Linked DNA regions of Homo sapiens: all the other regions are linked to region 1. Evidence: chromatin loops called from intact Hi-C (ENCODE). Cell type or tissue: HCT116. All regions are shown on one strand. Region 1 has its middle 6.4 kb from the start of SEMA3E. Region 2 has its middle 300 kb from the start of CACNA2D1. Region 3 overlaps SEMA3E (semaphorin 3E).

Region 1 (8,000 bases):
TCCAATAAAAATTTAGAGTTACTACGAGTAAAACATGTATTTCTGAGGGATGAGCTTTCTAGCCAGAGAAAACAGCATGCACAAAGGCCCTGAAGTGGGAGAACGCTTACCTAGGTTGAGAATTATCAAGGGACTCAATGTGTCTTGAATGGGGTGAGGGAGAAAGAAAATGATAGATAAGGTCAAAGATATAGTAGGAGTCCGCATCAAGAAAGACTTCCTAGACAACTATAAGGATTTTATTTTTATCCTAATTGACATGGAGCAGAAGAGCATTTGTGGGAAGGGACCTAGATGTGTTCATTTATTTAGAGGGTGGAAGTAGGTTTATAGATGGAGGGAATAAAGGGCAGGTTAGAAACCAGAACATATTAAGGTACAGATGCTTATTAAACATGCAAGTGGAGATATCTGGAAGGCAAGTGGATATAAAATCTGTAATTTAGTGGAAAGGGTTGAATGGTTGAGTTTATTTGTATAAATTTGGGATCCTCAGCACTTTGATGTTACGAAAAACCATGGTCTTGGATAAGATTTCTAGAGGGTGTACTAGTCAGGGTTCAATAGAAGAAGCAGTTTCCCTAGAAGATAAATATGGATTTGTCATAAGGATTTCAAATTATACATTTTTGGAAGCTGATTAATAAGTCATTATAAGGTAGTTATGTTCCTGCCTAACAATACAGCTTGTTGTACAGAGGGTGGGTAGTCAGAAAAGAAGCTTACAAAACGAAAGAGAGAAAGAACAAGCTAAAACCTCCATGCATGAACAATGAATAAGAACCCAATGAAGACAGACGAAAACCAGTATCAGGTCTTGTCGCCTCTGATTTTGGTGATGTGGGTGTCCTGCAGAAGCTGGAGCCCTTAGTCATGGAGTTAAAGACACACGCCTGGTCTAGGAGACAGAGACGCTGAAGGAGGTTCCTTGGAAGGTGTAGCAGTGGCAGGCCGGAAAGCTGCCACTGAAACCAACGTGTAAGCAACCAGTGTGTTTTACAAAAATGACTGTTGTTTGTTTTCCACCCTTCAATTCTCCCAAGAATCTCCTTTTTGACTCAGCCAAATTGGAAATAAACACAAAAGGGAACTCTAGGAAAGGTGGTTCAGTTTAGCCAAGTTGACACATTGCAAATTTGCTATATTGGGTGAGTATGGATGGAGAACAGATGAAGTCATAGGTCTAAATCCTGTGGCACTCAAAAATTTAGAGGTCAGGAACACGGGGGCTTCTATGAAGTGTCTTTAAAAGCAGAAGGCAAAACTCTCTTAGTCCTTTTTTCGCTGCTATAATAGCAAACCACAGACTGGTTAATTAATTAATAATAGCTTATTTGGCTCATGGTTCTGGAGGCAGGAAAGTTGAGTTTGAGAGGCCACATCTGGTGAGGGTTTTTTTTGCTGCCTCATAACATGGGGGGAGGCATCCATGGTGAGGAGGTGCACATGTTTGACAGCAAGACAGAGAAGAAAGCTGGCTGACCTCATCCTTTCATCAGGAGCCCACTCTCAAGACAATAGCATTAATCCATCATAAAGGCAGAGCCTTCAGGACCTAGTAACCTCTTAAAGGTCCCACCTTTTAATACGGTCATAATGGCAATTAAATTTCAACATGAGTATAGCAGGGGACATTCAAGCCATAGTTATACCCTTCTTTATTAATTCTTAATTATTGTTGCCCACAAAAAGGATGTGATGGCTAGAGTTTGGACTATGCGATGGAGACTACCTTTTGAAGATGGAAAAACAACTACAAGATAGAAAGTGTTCATGTCGGTAATGATCCTTACTCTGGCACACCAGCCTTGGACTTACCCCAGGACTGTGTTTACAAGAAGGAGAAGTCAAATTTGTCATATTTAAATCACTGTTGTTTGGGTTTTCTACCACCTGCAACCAAACAAAATTCTAAATGATAGAGTAGATTCAGGAGAAAATGAGAGGTGAACAAATGAAGACAGAGTATAGACAGTATTTTGAAGAAATTAACTATAAGTTGGAACCAGAAATGAATCTTTCACTGGAGGATAAGTGAGATTAGGGGGAGATTTATTTTTATGATGGGAAACTACATTTTTTCTATGCTGTTTGGGAATTATTCAATAAAGAGGAATCATTTGATTATGTGGGAAAGATATGAAGAAATTGTATACTGAATAATGGAAAAAAAATGAAAAATTCTAGAAGGAATATTTAACTAACTTGATTGCTTATTCAGAATGGGGAAATTTATACTTGAATGATTTTCATCAAATGTCAATGTTAATATCGTTATAGTTGAAAAACTGTAGGAAATAGCGCATTCTGGGAATTTAAATGAATTTCCATAAATTTTTATCCTGTCATTGGAAATAAATAATATGTCATGATTTTAATACTGTAAAGCTTACTTCATTGAAAATAACTGGCAAGGTAGACTCTTATTTAAAACTTGTATCACTCAGGAAATCTTTAACTTGATTTTCACCCTTATTTGTAAAACATATTATTGTTTCTTGCATTTTAGCCCTGCATAACTCTTATCAATTTTATTGTACAAACATGATATACTAGTTCGCTTTTCTTACTTAGTTATTAAAATTTCTTACAGTAGAGTTTTAATTGAAATTCCATTTTTATAACTTTTCTCAACAATGATTAGTGATCTACCTTGAGATCATTAAACAATGCATTGAAATTCTCCTGGAATTAATTTTAGGCATAGCTCTACATGCATACACTAATTTCTCTTTGGAAACATGATAATTTCTTAGTCCTATATAATACAAAGTGAAATTCTAGGTTGAAAATATTTTTTCTATTTAGATCTCAAGGGAAAGATGTTGTTTTATTTTGTTTTTAGTTTTTGGCAATCAAGAGGAATGAGGTTAGAGGTTACAGCAGTTTATATTTTTTGTTCATATTTTTGCATTATTTATTGCTTACTATAAACATGTGATTATACAAAGAGGACCTGCAGGAATTATATCATTGTCTCATCGTAACAGTAACAGTAAAGATGCTTTAAGTATGAGACATGATAGTTAAAAATCAGGACTGATTTAATTTAGAGTTTTCTAAATTATAAAATTTAACTGAGTTTGCTAGATTTTAATCAACACATTTTCACAAAACATATTTGTCTATCACCTTTGTTTCTGGTATATTTATGGTCATCTTTTAAACAGTCTGAGCCATTTATTAAGCAGTATTTCCTGAACAGAATTCTTACTGTTAACACTTAAAAATTTTCCCCCTTAACTAGCAAGACCCATTCTTGAAAACTAGCTATTTTCAGAACATAAAGTGTCACATTATCATTTAATAAAGCAAATTCTTATTTTTGTTTTAAGAAACAAATTGTGAGCACAAATAGGTTTGTAACTATATTTCCTTGACAACTGAAAACATGTAGTACCAGTCCTGGCCTCCACATGGTGCTAGTGTTATGCACTGGAACATGAAAAGCCAGAACTACCTAGTAATGCAAAATAACCACTTATACCGCCCATCAAAAATAAACCCAATAATAAAACAACAGATTCAAATAAAAAGGCACTGCACCTGAAATCCTTCCTTATGTAAAATCTGGCTCATATACAATAATCATCTGGTTCGTGTACAAAATGATTTGCCAAATCATTTGTATACATTATAGTAAAGCTGAATAAAAGGTGGCAAAAATAACAATTTTAGATTTCTTATTCCATCTTTGGGATCTCACCAACATCACATTCTTTTTTCCATGTATTGTCTCTTCCATGGATGGCTATTTGGAATGATGTTAAGAAGAGGCAGTACTTATGGGGTGGTGGAGGGTGGGGAGAAGAGGCTTCAAAAGCCTTCTGCCAGGTTTTCTCCATGTTCATTGTGATTCCTTTGAACTATAAAATTCACTTTCAAAGCCAAAATATAATTTATTTTGAATATTCCTATTTTCAGTCATATTCTTCACAAATTTAAAGTTAATGTATGTTTCTCTTTATTTTAATGTAAAACAGGTATATTCATTGAGTTTGTCAGTTTTATGTGATGTGTAAAATTTTACATCTCTCTGCCAATTGTCTGACAGTTGAAAATACTATAAAATATTACACAATATTAGGCCATTTTGCTCAGTTTCTTGACAACTGACTAATGGATAATTGCATTGGTTTTATCTAAATCCTTCCTCTTCTTTTGTGATGGAATATAATTGTTTTCTTCACTTTATGCTAACAATTGAAACTTCATCCTCTATCAAGAGAATCTGAACAACTAAAGAAGTGCTCCAAATAATTAACAAGAAGAGACTGTTTGGTATCTAAGTTATCTTACGCCCGTGTAGATTGCCTTGCAAATAATACAAACTCAATAAATATTTATTGAATAAATCACACAATACCAACTGGTTTGGTTATGGCATTAACAGGGGCAGTTGAAAAATAATGGAGATTACAGAGCATGTGAAAGAGGACTCAAGACTTGGAAAGAAAAGAGGAAAATTAAAAATATATTACCCTGAATTATGATTTACATTCCTCCCTCCCTTTCTTCTTTCTCCTCTTTTTTTCTGCCTCCCTCCATCCTTTTTTTTTTTTTTTTTCAGGTATACAACTCAGAAACTGCTTGTCAAACAATTAGATCACTTATTGCCAGGAAGAAAAAAAAATATGGGCAGTATTAAAGTCTAGAATAAGATTAAAGAAATCAGTGGATAACTTCTTTACTGAAGTTTATGGCATTTATTATTGGTTTCATAGTGAGTCAATTTCTTAAGTGGACAGAGTATAAAATGTTGTCTTTAGTTTAGGTACATTAGTGGTAACATTGTTTGAAAATGTTGGAATCTTTTGGACAAAATAATCTAAACATCAGTAACTATGTGTAAATGATTTATTACCCTTAAACCCTTTCTTGGAAACTTCTTTCTTCTTTTGTGACCATAACCAGAAATATCTGTCTTTCTCTCTGTGCATTTCTTTACGTATTTATCTATGTATATATATTTCCAGAAATAAGAATAACCATTATTAGCTGACAATTTTTCTTAAAACATTTCTTAGTTCCCTTAGGAATTTGTTCTTCAATAATTTTGCCTACGTTATTTAGCCATCCTGTTATTCGTGTTTGCCGAGCCTAAAAGACTAGCCAAAACCCAACAGCCTACAAGGGTCGGTATTCAATTAACTAACCAAATCACTAATATGTGTGCAGCTGGAAATCTCAGAGAGTATGTTCTGCCATCTGACACAACCTGGAATATAGGACTTTATTTGCCGAGTTCAATCACAGACACTGATTTTTGAAGCACCAACTGCTTTGAAAGGTTTTTATTTTAAAACTATATATAGTTCATTATTAACATTTATTAAAGATAGGTTCCTGCTAGTATAGTATTTGGATAACTATTATGAAGTCTTTCCTAAATCATATTCTCTTAAAAAAATTGGAATGTTTGGAACATGGACCCTGGTGTCTGGGTTTAAAATGGCGATTATGCTGCTTACTGGTGTTTCTCTTCAGGCAAGTTACTAACTAAGCAGTTAACCAACTAACTAAGTTACTGACATCTGTGTCCTACATTCTGTTTTGTGTAAGTGACAATAAAAATGGTACCTATTGCATCGAGTGATTTTCTAGGTTTAATTGGATTTTATATGAATATGCCTTGCATGCTGCCTAGCATATAGAAAACAAAAAGTTAACAGTAATCATTATTTTTATTCATTTTAAAGTGGAATCAGTTTGGAGTATAGTGCTAGATATTGAGATTAATAGTAACATATTATAACCAATTCACCACTGGTGCCACCAGTAACTCACAAATATGTATAACAAAAGACATAGAAACCCATCAATTATAACATATTATAGAAGTGTTTTTTCAGAATGTCAGATTTTTTTTTTTAATAGAATGTTAGATTTTTTAAAGCAACTGATTGGAGTTCTGTCTCTTTAAGGAATTCTCTATAACCTATAAGGAAGAGTATAGGAAAACCTCCCAGGGCCTGTATATTATAGAATTTTCAGAATTAATCATTTCATTTTGCCATGAAAAGGCATGCAAATCATGACTGCTCTTTGATTAAAGTTCATTAAAGCTTATATTGGCTCCAAATGCTTATTCTGCTTTTCTTTATTATTAAAGACCTAAAAGAAAATGAGAATAAACCTAGTATAATTTGGAAACAAAGAATTTTAAAATTTTATGAGAGCAATTTCATTAAAATTTTATGAGTCTTTTTTGCTTTTTAGAATAGCTGGTCAAAAATGGAAAAATACTAGGCCAACTTATTGGATTGTCAGCCATCCAAATGATAACATCAAAATAACATTAGCCAAACCTCTTTCAGGCGGGTGAATGATTGGTGAATGATTGGATCGTATATGGTACTAATTGATGGAATGCCATTCTCCGGGACTACGCTTAGCAGCATACAAATCAGGAGTGATGTAGTTATCTGTCCTTATCTGCCTGAATCACTGAATGTGGGAAACAGTCAATCCAGACTCTAGATCCTTTACAAATTCTGTGATATAAGGCATCTGAATAGAATGACCAATAAAAGCATTAGCAGTCCTGAACTGTAAAACCCGGAAGCAGCAATGGCGGCAGCAGCAGCAACAGCAGGTCTTATTGGTGGGACATTTGAGGTGCTCCAGACTGGAGGTCATTGGGATAGCAGGGCTAGCAGGAATAGAAGAGAGATTAGTGAAGCTGAAATGCCATAACTACCACAGAGAAGTTATGTTATCTAAGTATTTTAAGCCCTTATATATTTATAAAATTTATGTATTTCTGTGTTTAGTTATAAAAAGGGTAATTATTATTGCTATTTTGATAGTTTGGTTTTTTTTAATGCTTTTAATCATAATGTTCTTCAGATGTAGTACTGTGTAATGTTGTCCACCTATAAATAATGTATATGTCATCATTTTTGTGTAAATGTTCAACTGGAAAAGCTAAAGGCATATTCCACCCCATTCTACAAGTGGCACAGGGAATTACTTTACCTCTTACTTGGCCCTCAAGTATCCACATCTCTGCCTGTCTGTATGAATAACTTCTGCTGAAGTAAGTTTTAGTGGCACATAGAATGGAATACACCGTAATACCCCATCAGCAACTTGTTAATGCTCTAAGTTTGTCCAAAAGCATGTTCCCTGAAGCACAGTAGGTACAGTGTGTGCATTTAGTCAGGAGAGGCTACGCTCTGCTGTGGTAACAAATAAACTAAGTAGCTTAACATAACATGTTTCCTCCCATTCATACAAAGTCTCTTGTGAGTCTGAGTAACTTTCTAGGGTAGCTGTCTCCAGTGGTGATTCAGTAATGTAAGATGATTCAATTTCATCCTGCCACCATTTCAAGGTAAGTTCTCCTCTTTTGCCACAGAAAGGGCTTCAGAAAGACCAAATGATTTCTTAGGAATATTTCACTGCCTCAGCCCAGATGTGATACATATCACTTCTGCTCATATTTCCTTGGCTAGAATTAGTCAAGTGAATTCACATGACTGCCAAGGAGCTGGAAAGTATAGTCTCCCATATACCCAGGAATGAATATTGATGATACGATATTGAAGGAATATTGATAGGTACTGTCTCCCACAGTATGCAAGATAATTTTAAGTCATGTAGAAACAAACTTTTACGACTGTTTGGTTTTTGCATGTATTTGAAAAATACAAGTAGGACATGAAGCCTATGAGGTAATGGTTTCATTTTATATTAATTTAAGTTTAATTGCAGATACTATGTGTTATACTAAAAATGGTGAATGTGGTAAACAGATGCCTAATGTTTTGGTAACACTGCCCTAAAGGAACATCTGTCAAACACAAATCTTAGAACGTAAAATTTCAGGCAAACTGGGAACATGAGGTGGGGCATAGCAAGCTGTTCTTCAACAAGTACCTGAGGTTGATTCAACAGCAGATAGTATGGGATTGCCTCCTGGGAGGGCTTGTTGTAGAAGCTAGTTGATTTTCTGCTGTTGAAATTGGAGAACCAGTGATGGAACCCATCATGGGGGA
Region 2 (8,000 bases), 910 kb after region 1:
TTATGGATGCTGCTGCCCTCACCAATTGATTCCTGTTGGCTGAAGGACTCCCTGTGACCTCCCATGAAGCATAACATTTAATGGGGCTTCTGGCCCTACATGCCATGCATTCCATCAGGCCCACATTCCTGAGCCTTTTGCTTCTGCCAGGCAACCCAGGCATTTCCACTTTGCTCGGCCAGGGCCATCACTTATTCCTGGCTTTTAAGAGCCACTCTTAGCAGAAAGTTTGTTCTGTATTCTGGGGTCCTTACCAGGGTATAAAATAAAATGTCTCAAAAAAAGTGCTGCCAAGTCCATTGTTCTTATTCAGTCTTTCACTCTGGCTTCCGTGATCAAGCACCCTCAAACCTAACCCCAGGGGTGATCCCTTGGCTACTGTTTGTACATTGTAGCATATACCTGAAACTCCTTCAGTTTATAAACTCATTTCTCCCTTATCAGCCCAGCATGTCTCCAGTTAGATTGTGCTAGAATTCAGTCACAGTTTTCAGCTTTATAATCAGGATAGGCAGGAGGGGCAACTCTTGAGAAGGTCACCTGTCGTCTTGCAAAGGAGAGGCTGCTCTGTAGCTTTTTCCTGTGGGGGAGCAGTACTAGCTCTTACTAGGGAGGGACAGCCTTCTCCCTTTTGCAAATTCTGAGGGTCAGAGGGGTCTGAAAAGCCACAATTCTCAGGGATATGGTCAAAGTAAAAATTGCACTGGAAGGCAAAGAAGACATTATTCAAAGCTGCTAAAACAGAAGAGAGAGGTCGTCTGAAGTCAACTCTATTGAAACAAAGAGAAGGAGGAATTTTCAGAACTGGGATGATCTACTGGAAAAGTGCTGGAGGACATGGGGTGGGGGTTGGGCGGTTGATCAGTGGGATGTGCTAATCCTGAGTTTGCAAATGTTTTTTCTCAATTATTAGGCCATCCATGTTTGCTAATTGGTGCCCATAAAAGTTAGGCTCCCATTCGCACACAGAAACTGAAAGATAGGTGCACTATCTTTCCTCGAAATTACATGTCAAAAGAGTGGCTTCTAAGTCCTCAAGAAAGACTTTCCTGGATTATGAGAGGACCTCAGGGGTTTTAAAGCCATCCCGGTCAGCGTTGACTCAGGTGTTCCAATTCTATCTGGTAGGGTTCCAGAGATCCTAACCACAGCCCTAACCTTAAGGGAAACCTGTACTGTCTTTGCTGAACGTTAAAATGTCTCTGGAGCCTCTGTAGTTCTCACTATGAAACCCCGGGTCTGCTTCTCAGCAACTATCAGCTCTTCCATTGCAGGGAGTAAGGGCTTCTTCCTAAACTACCACAAAGGGCCTCTGGCTATCACAGCTAACTTTACGAATTTGTCAACTTCCTTATCATTTATCGTTATACCTCTATAAAGCAACACTTCAACTTAGTAGTAAATAGTCAGTTCTGCTGTCCTTACAGGCATTGTGCACTCTGTGTCTTTCAAATGCCTTGATCCTCACACCAAGGACATTCCTCTCCCTGGGGACTTCTCCTAAGTCATCACTCCTGAAATCAGCAGCAATTGGGCTGCCACCTTATTCAGAAATTATCTATGCTTTGCGTTTCAGATGATGTATTTCCTTTTCAAGTGTTAAATATTCTTTATTTGATATTACACACACACCACACTAAAATGCCTTTCAATAAGTACGAGAAACTTTTTTTTTTTTTCCAGACAGAGTCTTGTTCTGTTGCCCAGGCTGGAGGTCAGTGGTGTGCGATCTCGGCTCACTGCAACCTCCACCTCCTGGGTTCAAGCGATTCTCCTGCCTCAGCCTGTTGAGTAGCTGGGATTACAGGCATGTGCTAACACACTTGGCTAATTTTTGTGTTTTTAGTAGAGATGAGGTTTCACCATATTGGCCAGGTTGATCTTGAACTCCTGACCTCAAATGATCCACCCACTTTGGACTCCCAAACTGCTAGGACTACAGGCATGAGCCACCACACCTGGCCAAGGAACCATTTTAGATACAGGAAATTCTAATTAGGTTGGTATAGTTAAAACCAAAAAGATAAAGTAGACTTTGCCACCTTATCTTCAGCCCAGCCTTTAGGAGGCAAATAACACAAAACACAAATGAGTCTTGCTTGGTTCTGAGAAAAAGGGGGGATTTCCCCAGTATTTAAATATAGTCATATAACAAGTATATACATCTGAATATAAAACCAATCTCTAATAGATTTTAAGATGGCATGCACCGTCTTTGTGGAAAGTTGAACATTATTAACAAAGTCCAGTCATATCTTCAGAAGACGAAAACAGCGATAGCATTTACTGAATCAGAATTACTATTAACGTTCAAAAAACCAAACATATTAATTTAACCACAAGCCAGTCTTAGTTAAGTCAGGACTGCCCAAGAAAAATATTCTGTCAGTCATTCATGATCAGAATTCTGATGTATGAGATCTATTAAATCATGGCACACATAAAAAAAGTCACAAGACATACCACAGAAATACAAACTACCATCAGAGAATACTATAAACACCTCCAAGGAAATAAACTAGAAAATCTAGAAGAAATGGATAAATTCCTGGACACATACACCCTCCCAAGACTAAACCAGGAAGAACTTCTGAACAAAAATCTTCTTGCCCTTCTCATCATCGCCCATATTTAATTCTCTCTCATCGCTGGTGATATGAAGATTTCTGTTCAAAAGCCAGACATCTTGCTAAGTCCAGTATGGTACTTTATTTGCCAACTGGAGAGGGAATGATCCAGTCCCCACAACCCCCTTCTTGTCACCTGTTTTCTCAGACCACTCTCTGTGTCAGTTTGGGTCCTCTGAGTAGACACCAGGACAGGATTGGATGTCCAAGGGATTTGCGGGTGTATTGCCTTTGAAGGAAGAGCCTTCAGACCGAGATGGAAACATCATGACTGTGAAGAAAGAATGAAAAGAAAAGGAAGGACTGGGAAGGAAGGACTCCTTCAGACTGCAGAACTGTTCTGAAAAACTCTTGGGCACACTAAGGTGGTGGAGGGCGCTTCAAAGAAAATGCGTTCATTAGAGGAGGCGTCACTTTGAGCAGGCATGGACTGGTTCTACCCTGCTGTGCTTGACCATTGTCTGGGAGCAGCTTATAGGATGTGTGGCCTCAGTGCTCAGGAGGGGAGCAGCTAGAAATTGTTGATCAACTACCCTCCCACAGGAGGTTTTTATGAAGATCTGAGCAGGACATTTCCACAGCCACCACAGCATGTCATTTACAAGAACTCTTTATAAAATATGAAAAAGTAGGATAGAGAAATCTAATGGCAATTAAAACTTAAGGCCATAGGGAAAAATGGGATTCAGTTTGGAATTAGAAATCAGTGCACCTCATATTCCATTCTATCTTGGAGAGCAATAACCATTATTTTCTTCCTAGTATGTTTTAAGTATAATTTTGGTTTCCTCAAATAGTCTATTTCTTATACCAAGTATGATATTGTATATGTGAAGTTTGCCCTTTTAAAAAATTTATACAAAGAGAATGCTAAAAATGCTGAGATAACTAGAATAACATTGGCCCAGTGCTTTCTTAGTTGATGGGTAAACAAGAAAAAAAAGAACTTTTTCACTAAATCATTTTGGATAGCTTGATGTTCTTTTAATGTGTAAGAAAAAAATGGTTTAGCCTGGTGTAAACATGCCTTTGATTTCTGAATTTTAATGTTGGCTTTTAATGATGGTGCAGCATACTCTTAGCAGTGCTTGAAATGCCTCTTTAGTACATACTTCAAAGGAATGCTCAGAGCTGCTGCCTCTGCAATTGTTTAGTACTCTCATAAAGTGGAATTTGAAAGTGTGTCTTCTCCCAGGGAAGAAAAAAATCCCAGGAACTAGATACATTGATAGATGTAATTGAGATTGAAATTATTCTGTTTTCATTGAGGTCTAGGGTCTCAGTTCAAACATATCTAGCCTATTGCCATTCTATTGGGTACTTTTTATGCTCTCTTCTGTTCTTTTTTTTTTTCTATTTGTTAGAGTTGTCCTTCATCATCATCATCGCTACCATCAATAACATTATCAAAAATTACCATTAAAAGTATCACTTTGCCTTTAATATGTTAAGCATTACTGCTCAATGTGAGCTGAATGTTTTTGGTTTCCTTCCTATGCACAGTAGGAGAGAGTCAGGGCTGAAGGCCAAATACTTATAGGTTAAAACTAACAACTCAAACCCATAGTCCTCAGAAACATCAAGACCAAATGTTGGGGTCTTGAGTCAGGAGATGGGAGAGAGGAAGCGCTTATGGGAAATGTTTTATTCTAGTCATCGTGAAGTTCAACCTATCTTGGACATGAAGACCCCTGACATGCACTCACAGTAGAATATTTTTATGAAAGCTGTTCTGAGATCAGAAGGGGCCAAGCGGTCTTGATGATGGGGGTTAATTCCTAAACATCTCAATCAGTTTCCCTATAGTCCCTGAATATTTTTGACATCTGGATGTTTTAAGTGCAAAATATGTATTTTAAGACACTTACCTAAGGAGCAAAGTTCATTATTATTCAATGGTGTTTTATTTACTGATGTTTAGAATTCATTATTAAAAACTCTTATCAAGCTATAGATACTTGCTCACTACAGTCACTTTTCTTCCCTAAGATATGCTGTAAACTTGGCATTTTTAAAAAATGTTTATTTTTCTTCCCTCAGCTTCTGGACTCAATATCAATAAGGCAGCTAATGTTGATAAAAGAAGACACATTCCATGCATTTTAAAGAAAAACGCAATTTATTTTTAAAACCCCATTCCAGTGAATATTTTAAAATATTTTATACAATAATTAATATCTCTCCAAAAATACAGCTTACTGCTTCTCATTGTTCTTTCATATTAGCTTGAATTACTGATTACCTGAATATAGCACGCTGCTAAAGGAAAAGGTTGAAATAGTCTGGAAATTCCAGATCCATCTTTGCTTTTCTAGACATATTCTGCTAGAGTCCCCTGCTCCAGCATTTGTGAATCACGCCCTCTGCTGGAGCCCCATGAGTTCAGTTGAATTGAGTTCAGTTTAATACTGAATGAGTATGCCAAGTGCACTAGAAAAACTCTTTAATCAATGATGACCCAGTTAACAGAGAAGATGCACAAAATCTGTGCCTAGCAGTCCCTCAGAAATGAAAGCCTTTCTGCTGTGATCTATTTATGTTTTATTTCTTAAATATCTAATGAGGCTAAGTCAGATTTTTCTGACAGCTTTGGATCCTCAGCTTTCTGCATTCATCATTTCCGGTCTGTAACAGCAAAATCTATATTTAAAGTATTTTATTCTTTTCTTTTCTTCAACCTATACAGATATATAGGTAGAAGATCTATATCCAATACAAATATACCCTTCTTATCTTTTCCCTCAAAATATTTTGCAGAGACCTTTGTCCTCCACAAAAGGTGACTTTATGCAGAGTGTAGTAGTGTAGTGGGATGGAAGAGAAGGTTCCCCTGTTTAAAAAAATATATTTGATATCAACCCAAATCAATGCTTTCTACCATTCAACACCCCCAATATCTCACTCAGGCTGTTCTAAAAGGATCTACAAAGTAGTTCCTGTAGGAAACAGAAACTGGTCTGTTTGCAGTTTTTAAAAAATATCCTGATACTATTATTCCTCTGCATCTTATGTCAAAAAAAGCACACAATTTCTATCAACATAAAGGATCATGTTTTAGAAAATCTGGATATACTAAGATCCATTTTTTTCCTTTCAAATCTGTATTAGTCTGGGTTCTCTAGAGAAACAGAAGCCATAGGAGATAGGTAGGTGATTGATTGATAGACAGATAAATAGATAGATAGGTAGATGGATAGATACACAGACATCCAGATAGATAAATTTGCCATAGGAGTTGGCTCACATAATTACGGAGGCTGAGAAGTCCAAAATTTGCAGTCAGCAAGCTAGAGACTCTGGAGAGCCGATGGTATAGTTCCAGGTCAAGTTTGAAGGCCTGAAAACCAGGTGAGCAGATGATGTAAGTTCCTGTCTGATTTTGAAGGCCTGAGGACCAAGACAGCTGATGCATAAGTTTCCGTGTGAGTTCGAAAACAGAAATAGACCAATGTCCCCATTCAAAGACAGAGAGAAAGAATTCTTTCTTACTCAGCCTTTTATTCTACTCAGGTCTTTCAGCAGATTTGGATGAGGCCCAACCACATTGGGAAGGGCAATCTGCTTTACTCAGTTTACTAGTTCAAATGTTAATTTCATCCAGAAACACCCTCACAGACACACCCAGAAATTATGATTTTTCTGGGTACCCCTTGGCCCAGTCAAGTTGACACAAAAGTTTAACCATCACAAATCTACTCCTCGCCAGTTTGGCACTCATATGCATCTTCTTAAACATATTTTATCTCCAAATAAAGAAAATAACATCTAACGTGATAAAACTACCCTGCACAGAACTGAAAATGCACCAACCCCTTCCCCAGAAGAGGAGGCAAAGTCCTTAAGGGGTGTTTACTCTTATCCTTGATATCCTATAACTTAAGTACTGAGATGTAAAATTAACAATACTTAAATACTATGATATAGCTGGGCATGGTGGCTCCCACCTGTAATCCCAGCACTTGGGAGGCTGAGGCAGGCAGATCACTTGAGGTCAGGAGTTTGAGATCAGCGTGGCCAACATGGTGAAACCCCATCGCTAGTAAAAATACAAAATTAGCCGGGCATGGTGACACATGCCTGTAATTCCAGCTATTCAGGAGGTTGAGGCAGGAGAATCACTTGAACCCAGGAGACAGAGGTTTCAGTGAGCTGAGATGGCACCATTGCACTCCAGCCTGGGCAACAAGAGTGAAACTCTGTCTCAAAATAAATAAATAAATAAATAAACAAATTATATGATATAAAGTCAATACATGTTATGTTACATGAAAAGGGAACAGGAAAGGAAAGAAAACAAAGGGACGTATACAGCCTGCTGGCAGCAGATCTTAGACGTCTCAGCTTCCATAATTGTATGAGTCAATTTCTTATGGTAAATCTATGTATCTATCTATCTATCTATCTATCTATCTATCTATCATCTATCATTTATCTATCTATGCACACACACACACACACATATTCAGAACAAGCTAAGGAGGAAATACTCCTAATTTCCATAACTGGTCACATGGTCCGAGCTGCTATTTATAACTATCTTCTCCCACTACTCATTCTGTATTTCCTTGGCCTTCAGCAAACACCTCAGCTGCGTGTGGTCCTTTATCTGGTAGATGACCCAAACCTGTATTCCTGAATGACTTAGGCTGTTAGCAGTCCTGTCTAGATTGGGTTGTTGTCATTTTCCATTGATCTTAATCAACCTTAGGGATCTCCTGTGTTCCAGGAATCCTCTTCCTTACCTCCATTGTGGAGTAGCAGTTCAATTTCCCACTGGTAGTCAGGATCACTCACCCCTGCCAGCACAGTAAATCCCTTATTTTCCTGTTGATTCAGAGGCATGAGGAGTCCAAAGTTGCTGGATAGCAGTCTTAACTTCCAGCTCAATGGAATCATGTTGTGTCTCCTAATGGAAGCATCCCTCCCTTTGGAACTAAGACCTCTAGGTCAGCAAAGCATAAGGTGGTAGGAACAGGAAGCAAAAATTTTGCTAATGGGTCACTAGGAGTAATACTGAGTGGTTCCACTCTGATTTCCATCCTTCATTCCTGACCCATAAATCCTGGCTATAGGAGAAGCAGCACAATATGCTGGAAGATAATTCAGACATATACAGTTTTATGGAGAACTTCACCTCAGCCCTGCAAGGTATTGTTACATAGCTGGTGCTGTAGCTGAGTCTTCAAAAGGCCATTCCACCATTCTATCAAACCAGCTGCATCAGAAGCAATCCTGTGTCTAATACCATGATGCTGGATAAGGCATTCTAGAAATCTATGGATGGTAGTTTTTGCAGACGCATTGTATGCAGAGAAGGCAAATTCATATCTACACTGTCTATTTCAGTAAGAACAAAATGATATTCCCTCCATG
Region 3 (8,000 bases), 290 kb after region 1:
TGTAAGATGTACCATTTTAGGGAAGCTGGCTGAAACAAAGGAATAAAAGTACTATCAAATGGATGGAAATAAAATGTAAGATCAGTGAAGGATGGAGGATTGCACCTTAAGGTAATGAGAAATCTGCAGAAGAAACCAAGAAAGAGTAAGGAAAATAAGGACAGTATAATGGCACATACCTCACAGAAAATAAAAGATGTTTAAGGAGGCAGATTTCATCCATATCAAATGCAGCGATAAATTTTAAAACACTGGAGGCTTACTTCAGAGTCAGTATCATGTGAGGCACGGGGTGGTCATAGGTTGCAATAGATGGTAAAGTTATGGAGAAAGCTAGTGCTGGAAAATAAGTTTGTTCAGAAGCCTGGCCTGGAGGCATGAGTAAACAAGCAGAGGTACACAAAGTCCTTTAAAAGTTAGTTGCCTATAACAGTTGCTAAGGATATTCTGAGAAAAATGTATCAGTAAAACAGATTGTTTCTATGTGGTGAAGATGATTTTGCTTTGAGGGTCTTCTTGGTTCCTCACTGGAGGATTTCACTCTCCAGTTAATGGCTACAGCATTCTGCCTACCAGGACATGGTCCCACCAAGTCAAGGGAAGCACCTGCAAAAGACTTATGGAGACTCTTTTATTAGCCCAACTAGGACACTCTGAAGCTTCTGAGTTATTAACTTACTTATAATGGCTGAAAAAAATGCCTTTGGGGCACCACATAACTTAAAAATAACATCCCTATTTCTTACTATATTACTACATTTTGCCATCTGTTCCACAAATCGTGGTTTGTGGATACCAGTTTCTACACCTGAGTAATCACATTGAAACTTCATCTATGCCAGGTCTCATCAAGGCAGGAAAGAGCTGAGTCTGGCATGCCTGGCCAGGACCTATCACAGGGACAAAAACATGCTTATCATTAATAGCCTTTATTGCCAAATTGTTTGTAATTATTGCCTCTACATTTCTTTTATATTGACAAAGAAGAATATTGCTTTCATTTTTGTATTCTCAAAGGTGAAATCTGTCAGCATACTGTGAACCACCTTTATACCATTATCGTAAGATCCTGGGCCACAGGAAAACATGATTGTTTTTGGTTAGATGAATGTATAGTAGAAAGGTAGAGGTAGCTATTGATAGCACTGTGCAAAAAATCCTCACCTATTTTCTTTAATCTTCACAACAATTTTTCAGGTTATTAAGTTATCTCCACTTTACAAAGAAAACTAAGGCAAGAAACATACATGAATGCCCTAAATCACACAATAAATAGTGGTGGCAATATTTGACTCTAACTCTGCCTAATGTCAAATCATTTACTTACTAGTCCAGCTATTTGTGATAAAACATGAGCTATTCGTTGAAAGCCTTATCTTGCTCTTCTTACTCTGAATTATAATTATTTATTTATAGAAATAATGTGAGTATTATATCAAATACATGACAAAAGATATTTGAGCACTGAAGGTATATTGAAACTTAATATTTGCTATTCCGTCTGATCCTTTAGAGCAGGAACTGGATTTTACTTGTTTATTTTTTAATCTCTTGTAAAGGACAGCCTATGAAAATGTAAGGGATGTTCACTGAACTGATTAACTGATGAATTTTTTTGTAAGACGACAAAGTGAAAGGAGCCCAGTTCTCCAAAGAGAGGTCCTTGTAGAAACATTGGTCACTACCATCTGGAGGGCATAATCATTCCTGAAAGAATGTGGGAAGTGGTATTTGTTCTGTCCATTGAAAAACAAATGTTAAAAAATAAATTTTAGAAATTTTCCTTTCACTCTTACTGTGACTGCTATATTGAAATGTATTTTTTCTAATGATTAATTGAATCATTAGGGAGAAAACCCTCTTACTTTACAGTATTGATATAAAATGATCTCAAGGTCATTGATATGAAGTGACCACCAATGTAAATATCTTCAGAATACACACACACACACACACACACACACACAGAGAGAGAGAGAGAGATGTAATTATTTAGCATTTTTGTGTATGTATGATTTTCAGGGTTTCATTATGTGACAGTGAAAATGAAAAAATTCAAGATAGGTAGTGGAAAGGGTGATGGATTGTTATTTTCTCTCCTGTGTACTTCAGTGCCATTTACTTTTTTGTTTTTGCAGGTGAAGACAGATGACAGAGTGGTTAAGATGGACCTTGGTTTACTCTTCCTAAGGTTACACAAATCAGATGCTGGGACCTATTTTTGCCAGACAGTAGAGCATAGCTTTGTCCATACGGTCCGTAAAATCACCTTGGAGGTAGTGGAAGAGGAGAAAGTCGAGGATATGTTTAACAAGGACGATGAGGAGGACAGGCATCACAGGATGCCTTGTCCTGCTCAGAGTAGCATCTCGCAGGGAGCAAAACCATGGTACAAGGAATTCTTGCAGCTGATCGGTTATAGCAACTTCCAGAGAGTGGAAGAATACTGCGAGAAAGTATGGTGCACAGATAGAAAGAGGAAAAAGCTTAAAATGTCACCCTCCAAGTGGAAGTATGCCAACCCTCAGGAAAAGAAGCTCCGTTCCAAACCTGAGCATTACCGCCTGCCCAGGCACACGCTGGACTCCTGATGGGGTGAGACTATCTACTGTCTTTTGAAGAATTTATATTTGGAAAGTAAAAAAGTAAAAAAATAAATCATCCAACTTCTTTGCATTACTTAAAAGAGATTTCTGTAATACAGGAATGACTATGAAGGTGTTATAATAAATTATTCTACATACTCATTTGACTGGATAAACTTTACATAAAATTAACTAATTTTTTAAATAAATGCATTGCTTAATGGTTTCTCATTATGTTTATCAAAAAACAACTGTAGCTGTTATTTTCAGTACTTGGCTGCTTTTCTGTGAAAATTATTATTTTACTTTTGGAAGACAAGATTATTAGAATATTGAAGAAAAATTGGAGACTTATAATCATGGTAAATATAAAACTAAATATGTTTTAATATTTCTGAATTTTTCTTTTCCATCACAATGTAAGATATGCAGAATACAAGATACTTTGGCATTCTCATGTGAACTTTCTGTACTCTTTAAGGATTATTTTATTAGTGTTGTTTAAGCCATGAGTGTTAAGTAGCAGGTGTGTTGTGAGTGCTGTAACCCATGAAAGGAAAAATGTCATTCTGAGGCTTGTGCCCTTCGTAAAATATTCATTAAAGTACATTCACACTATTTTTGCTTTATAACACAGTCTTTAATTTTCACTCACTGTGGAAATAAAAACTAAGGTAACTTCTCAGAAAGATATCAAATCTCAGAAAGAATGTCAAATCAGATGAAGTTATAGTTAGGATTCTAACTACTGTAAAAGATTTTTGCTTCCCTCTTGTGGTAAAAAAAATTATATTCTCACACATTTCTTTTTTCTCTACAGACGGATATCTGTTTAGGAAAGATTTGAAAGCAGATTATCAGTAGGTACATGGATACATCAAGTTCATTTGCAGAAACAAATAACTGAAATAAAAAACATGTTAATCCTTGTATCATACTTTAATATGAAAGTATTGTTTATAGATAATTTATCTCACAAGTCAAAAATGAAGATTTTGCAGCACTGAAAATCTATTAAAGCTCCAAATTTTAAGTTTCTAAATAATCTTCGCTGAAATCTAAAATATACTATAACAACCGTGTTTTATTTGTGAAAAAAATATTAAAGTGATTTGCTCTCAAATATCAAATTTTCTTCTCTCTTTTATATTAAGAGACAGAAAATTGTTTCATGAGTTCACTTAACTACTGAGATATTCAGAGCATTTTTACCTCTCTCTTAAATGTTATAAAAAACAATTGTATTTTTAAGAATGTTTATTTATCAAAGTCTTTCCTTCTTCTATTAAATATTTAGCAATTACCTTTCTAAAATATGAAATTTTGTAAGATGTTTTCACCTAAATAAAAATTGAAAGCAAGTGGATTACACAGGAGAACCATTATGAACATTTATTTAGATATTAATCTTAAACAGTGTTTATTTCAGTTTTCAAAGTTAGCTTATAGGTTATACATTTAAGTTAAAGTGCTCATAATCACTTGCAATTTCATTGTAAAATGAACAAATACATAAATATTTTAAGAAAAATTTAAGTTTATTCAGATAAGTCACCATGCTTCAAAAGATCTAAGAAATGCAAATATACTGAAAATTGACATCCTCTGAAAATTCCACTTGCTATTTACCCAAGAATCCACTGGAGGTCATTACTGCCATTAAATAATAACTGAAAAGACTATGTAGTGAAATGTATTTTTAAAAACTATATTCAGTAAAAGCCTGCTCAATTTGGAGAAATAGAACCACAAACACAGATCACAGGGGCCTTACAAAGTTTATGTCTGAACAAATAAGTCAATTAAGTACACTTTATTGAAAATTGCCTTCCATTAACACACAAGAAAGAAAGCAGGATTTTCTCCTGTATCTGAATTTTAAAATTAAAAAGGCAGATAAGACATAAATAGTTATCATTTTAATTGCAATAACACAGACAAGTAGTTAATGATGATAACAATGGTGTAACTTGTAAACTAAATATTTGGTAACTGAAGCAATAGGCAGAGGAAAATAGCTTTTCTATGACACAAGTCATAAGAAGTCCATATACTGAAGAGCGTTTGATTAAAATAAAGTGACTATTAACCAGAAAAGAAACATTTTACATAAAATGCTAAAATTTATTATAGGAAAATAAATCAAACCCAAAGAAAGTTTATTCAATGCTAATTTGAAAGAAAATTGATAAGAAAACTTTGAGGGCCCAAGTCCACAATTTGGTGAGACCACTAAATTTTACATATAATTATACACACACATATGTACATATATATGTATATAATCTTGCTTCCCGCCTGTTTATGGCAGTACTGAAGAGAAATGGGAAAGAAGAGGGAGGGAGAGAGAAAGACGAAGGGAGAGAGAAAGCAGTTTCCAAGGATATGTTTCATGTCCCACCATTTTCTCAGTTTCTCCCTCTCTCTCCCAACACACACACACACACACCCCTCACATACTATAAAATAAATCTTCACTGCCCTATCAAAATACAAATAAATCAATCTATGCTGTTCTGTCCTTCTTGAGAATCTAAAACATACCACAAAAATACATCCCCAGTCTTTTGTTCTGTCTGAGGTTAGAATTAATTCAAATTCAGAATCTGTTGTGAGAAATGCCCAGGCTTTAAAAATTAAAAATGGATGGATCTTCTCTGAACTCAGGGAGGGCACATACTTAGATACCTACAAGACTTGGAGGAATTAAGAGTTCACCCTTCATCTCACCAAATTTTCCCCATTTTTCTCTTTCTTGTAGAAGGAGAGAAACCATGCTCTCTAGCAACATTGAGCAAAAATCATAACCACTCATCTAATTTCTAAGAGGCACCTCCATCGAGGGCCGGTCTCCTGCTTCTTTAGACCTCTTCTATCTTTGTTACAGGAGAGGACCTGTGGATAGACTTAGTTTTGACATAAAACAATGCCCATTCACCTCCTCCTTCAGCACAACGTCACCCATTGGGCAAGAGATCCAGATTTGTTAACAAAAAAGATTTTACTTCGTGATTCCACGTCTATAATTCTATATTGCTAATTTTTTCTTTTGTGTGAATTACTGAATATTTCAGAGCAAAGCTATCAACTTGGAGAAACAGGGATTAAAAATAAGGATAAACACTAATAAGAGCTCTAGAAAAAAGGGAACAGAAAGTCTGCCTGTTTAGTAAGTGGCAATTCCATACATATTTTAGAGTTTTTTCTATCTAAAATTAGTTAAATACTTAGAATGTTTGTAATGAGTGTTCGATATTTGCTATAGGTTTTAGGGTTTTGTAAATCTTCATAGTAATTATAAACATTTGTAAAATTTGTAAAATACTATAAGTCATTTTGAGTGTTGGTGTTAAGCATGAAACAAACAGCAGCTGTTGTCCTTAAAAATGAATTGACCTGGCCGGGCGCGGTGGCTCACGCCTGTAATCCCAGCACTTTGGGAGGCCGAGGCGGGTGGATCATGAGGTCAGGAGATCGAGACCATCCTGGCTAACAAGGTGAAACCCCGTCTCTACTAAAAATACAAAAAATTAGCCGGGCGCGGTGGCGGGCGCCTGTAGTCCCAGCTACTTGGGAGGCTGAGGCAGGAGAATGGCGTGAACCCGGGAAGCGGAGCTTGCAGTGAGCCGAGATTGCGCCACTGCAGTCCGCAGTCCGGCCTGGGCGACAGAGCGAGACTCCGTCTCAAAAAAAAAAAAAAAAAAAAAAAAAAAAAAAAAAAAAAAAAAAAATGAATTGACCTGTGACACCTGTAGCCTAATAAACATATTAAGAAAAGTACTTAGTATTGTATAGATATTTGGATTCCAAGAGAAAATGCAACATTTATAATAAGAAGTCCATACTCTTTTTCTTACAGCAGAGCGTCACACTGAGTTCCATTTTAAAAAAGGACTCATTTTTCAGGCCAACAACTGTTGCATTTGAATCAGATATAAATAATAGATTTTCCACAAACACTCAGCTGATTGTAGCAGTGTTATTTAAGCTGGTATGTTTATTTTTTTTTTCTTGGAAGGATAGCTTTATATTTTGGCTTTCATTATAAATTGTGTTCTGCTTGTGTTTAAATGGCTTACTTATAAGCTAGAGCACTATATGGGAGTGTTCTTCTCTGTATGGTATCCTTTTATTTGCTTGGCTGGGTTCATAACAGTGTGTGCCATATTCTTTCTTTTCACTGATTCTAAGCCATGAGACTTATTAGCATCTGGTGGCAAGCTGCAGGGACCATTAACAGTGTGTCTCTTTGACTACAACGTGGATCTGCCACTACGCGCTATGTACCATTATGTACAATCTCTATTTGGCTCAACTTCGATGAAAAAGAAATAAATATTTGCTAAACTCTCAAGTGTCGTCTGGGGAGCATTTTCTAAGTTTTTGCCAACTGAACTCAAGTTTTTTATATTAAGCCTAAATGTAAACATACAATGCCAGACTACCACTGTTTTTTTTGGATTTTTTTTAGAAGTTAGAAAAGAATTCAGTTTTCTTTCCTGGGATATTTATAAGCCAAGTTTCCTACAGAGGAAAAAGTCTGTTAACTTCATTACCTTGCAGCAGTTGGGTTTATTTATGCAACCTCGTGTTGCTAGGACCAGCAGCCAGAAATTCCTTTCAAAGCTTCATCATCCAGATAAGAGATATGAAAAATGAAAGTTTTTAGAAGGGTAACTCGTTGAATGTTTACGATTTTTGCAAGCCTCAAGTTCTAGCTTAATGTATCTGAATTGCTATTTTCTCTGTTATTTTTATAAGACCTTGGGAAGGCCATTTAAACGAAGTGTGGTGTTAAATAAACTTTTGGGGGCGCATTTTGTTTCTGAGGCAAATTTTATTGTATTGGTAAGTAATTAGTTACAATGTTTTAAAAGAAAAAATTGGCAGCAGCTCATGGAGTGTGTCTCTGGCAGCTTTATGATGTGACAATGACATTAATGGTAGTTGTTTATCATATTTCAACCTTGCATTCATTTATAATATAGGCCTACTTTTAGTATAGTATTTGATGAACGAATTGAAACTGTTCTTCAGATACATTTTCAGTCTTTAGTCAGAGGAAGAAGAGAGACAGTTATGGTAACTAGAAATCTGTTGCTTACTATTCAAAGGAAACAAAGGTATCCACCCATCTTTGTATTCAAAAACAGTATGCCAGGCACTGAACCAGGCACTGTATAAAGTCTAGAAATGTTAATAATCCCATTATTACACAGATAAATAAAAATTAAATTATGTTTTTAGAGACTATGTTTGCAGTGTTTATTGGAAAAAAATCCCAAATCTTCATTTTACTTTATAGTGCATGAAATGCAACAACCGTGTAGTTTAATACAAGCATTTATTCTTTCAGAAATACAGTTGGTATACACAGGGGATTAGGTCCAGGGCTCCCATGTATACCAAAATTCA

Evidence for each region. A loop is a pair of places that touch in the nucleus more often than their neighbours do. Peaks named below come from ENCODE experiments on the same cell type or tissue, not always from the same donor. Only the 100,000 strongest peaks of a DNase experiment are listed, where the experiment ranks them.
Region 2: it touches region 1 in a loop (3-fold over the local background); 5 of 110 quality-filtered maps call a loop at or near these places.
Region 3: a loop joins it to region 1, with 9 times the contacts of the local background. A loop is called at or near these places in 6 of 110 quality-filtered maps.

The regions. Positions count from the first base shown.
Region 1 is chr7:83,651,574-83,659,573 of GRCh38, reverse strand. No RefSeq gene overlaps it. Among named protein-coding and RNA genes, the nearest start is that of SEMA3E, 6.4 kb to the right of the region's middle. In HCT116, a CTCF peak has its summit at 3,413; a DNase peak (open chromatin) is centred at 3,423.
Region 2 is chr7:82,737,432-82,745,431 of GRCh38, reverse strand. No RefSeq gene overlaps it. Among named protein-coding and RNA genes, the nearest start is that of CACNA2D1, 300 kb to the right of the region's middle. In HCT116, a CTCF peak has its summit at 4,984 (motif pointing left); a DNase peak (open chromatin) is centred at 4,981.
Region 3 is chr7:83,362,177-83,370,176 of GRCh38, reverse strand. It overlaps SEMA3E (semaphorin 3E), which reads left to right. Exons shown (of 17, transcript NM_012431.3): 17 at 2,139-6,939. The coding sequence ends at 2,591. Among named protein-coding and RNA genes, the nearest start is that of PCLO, 200 kb to the right of the region's middle. In HCT116, CTCF peaks have their summits at 3,196, 3,399 (motif pointing left) and 4,228; a DNase peak (open chromatin) is centred at 3,464.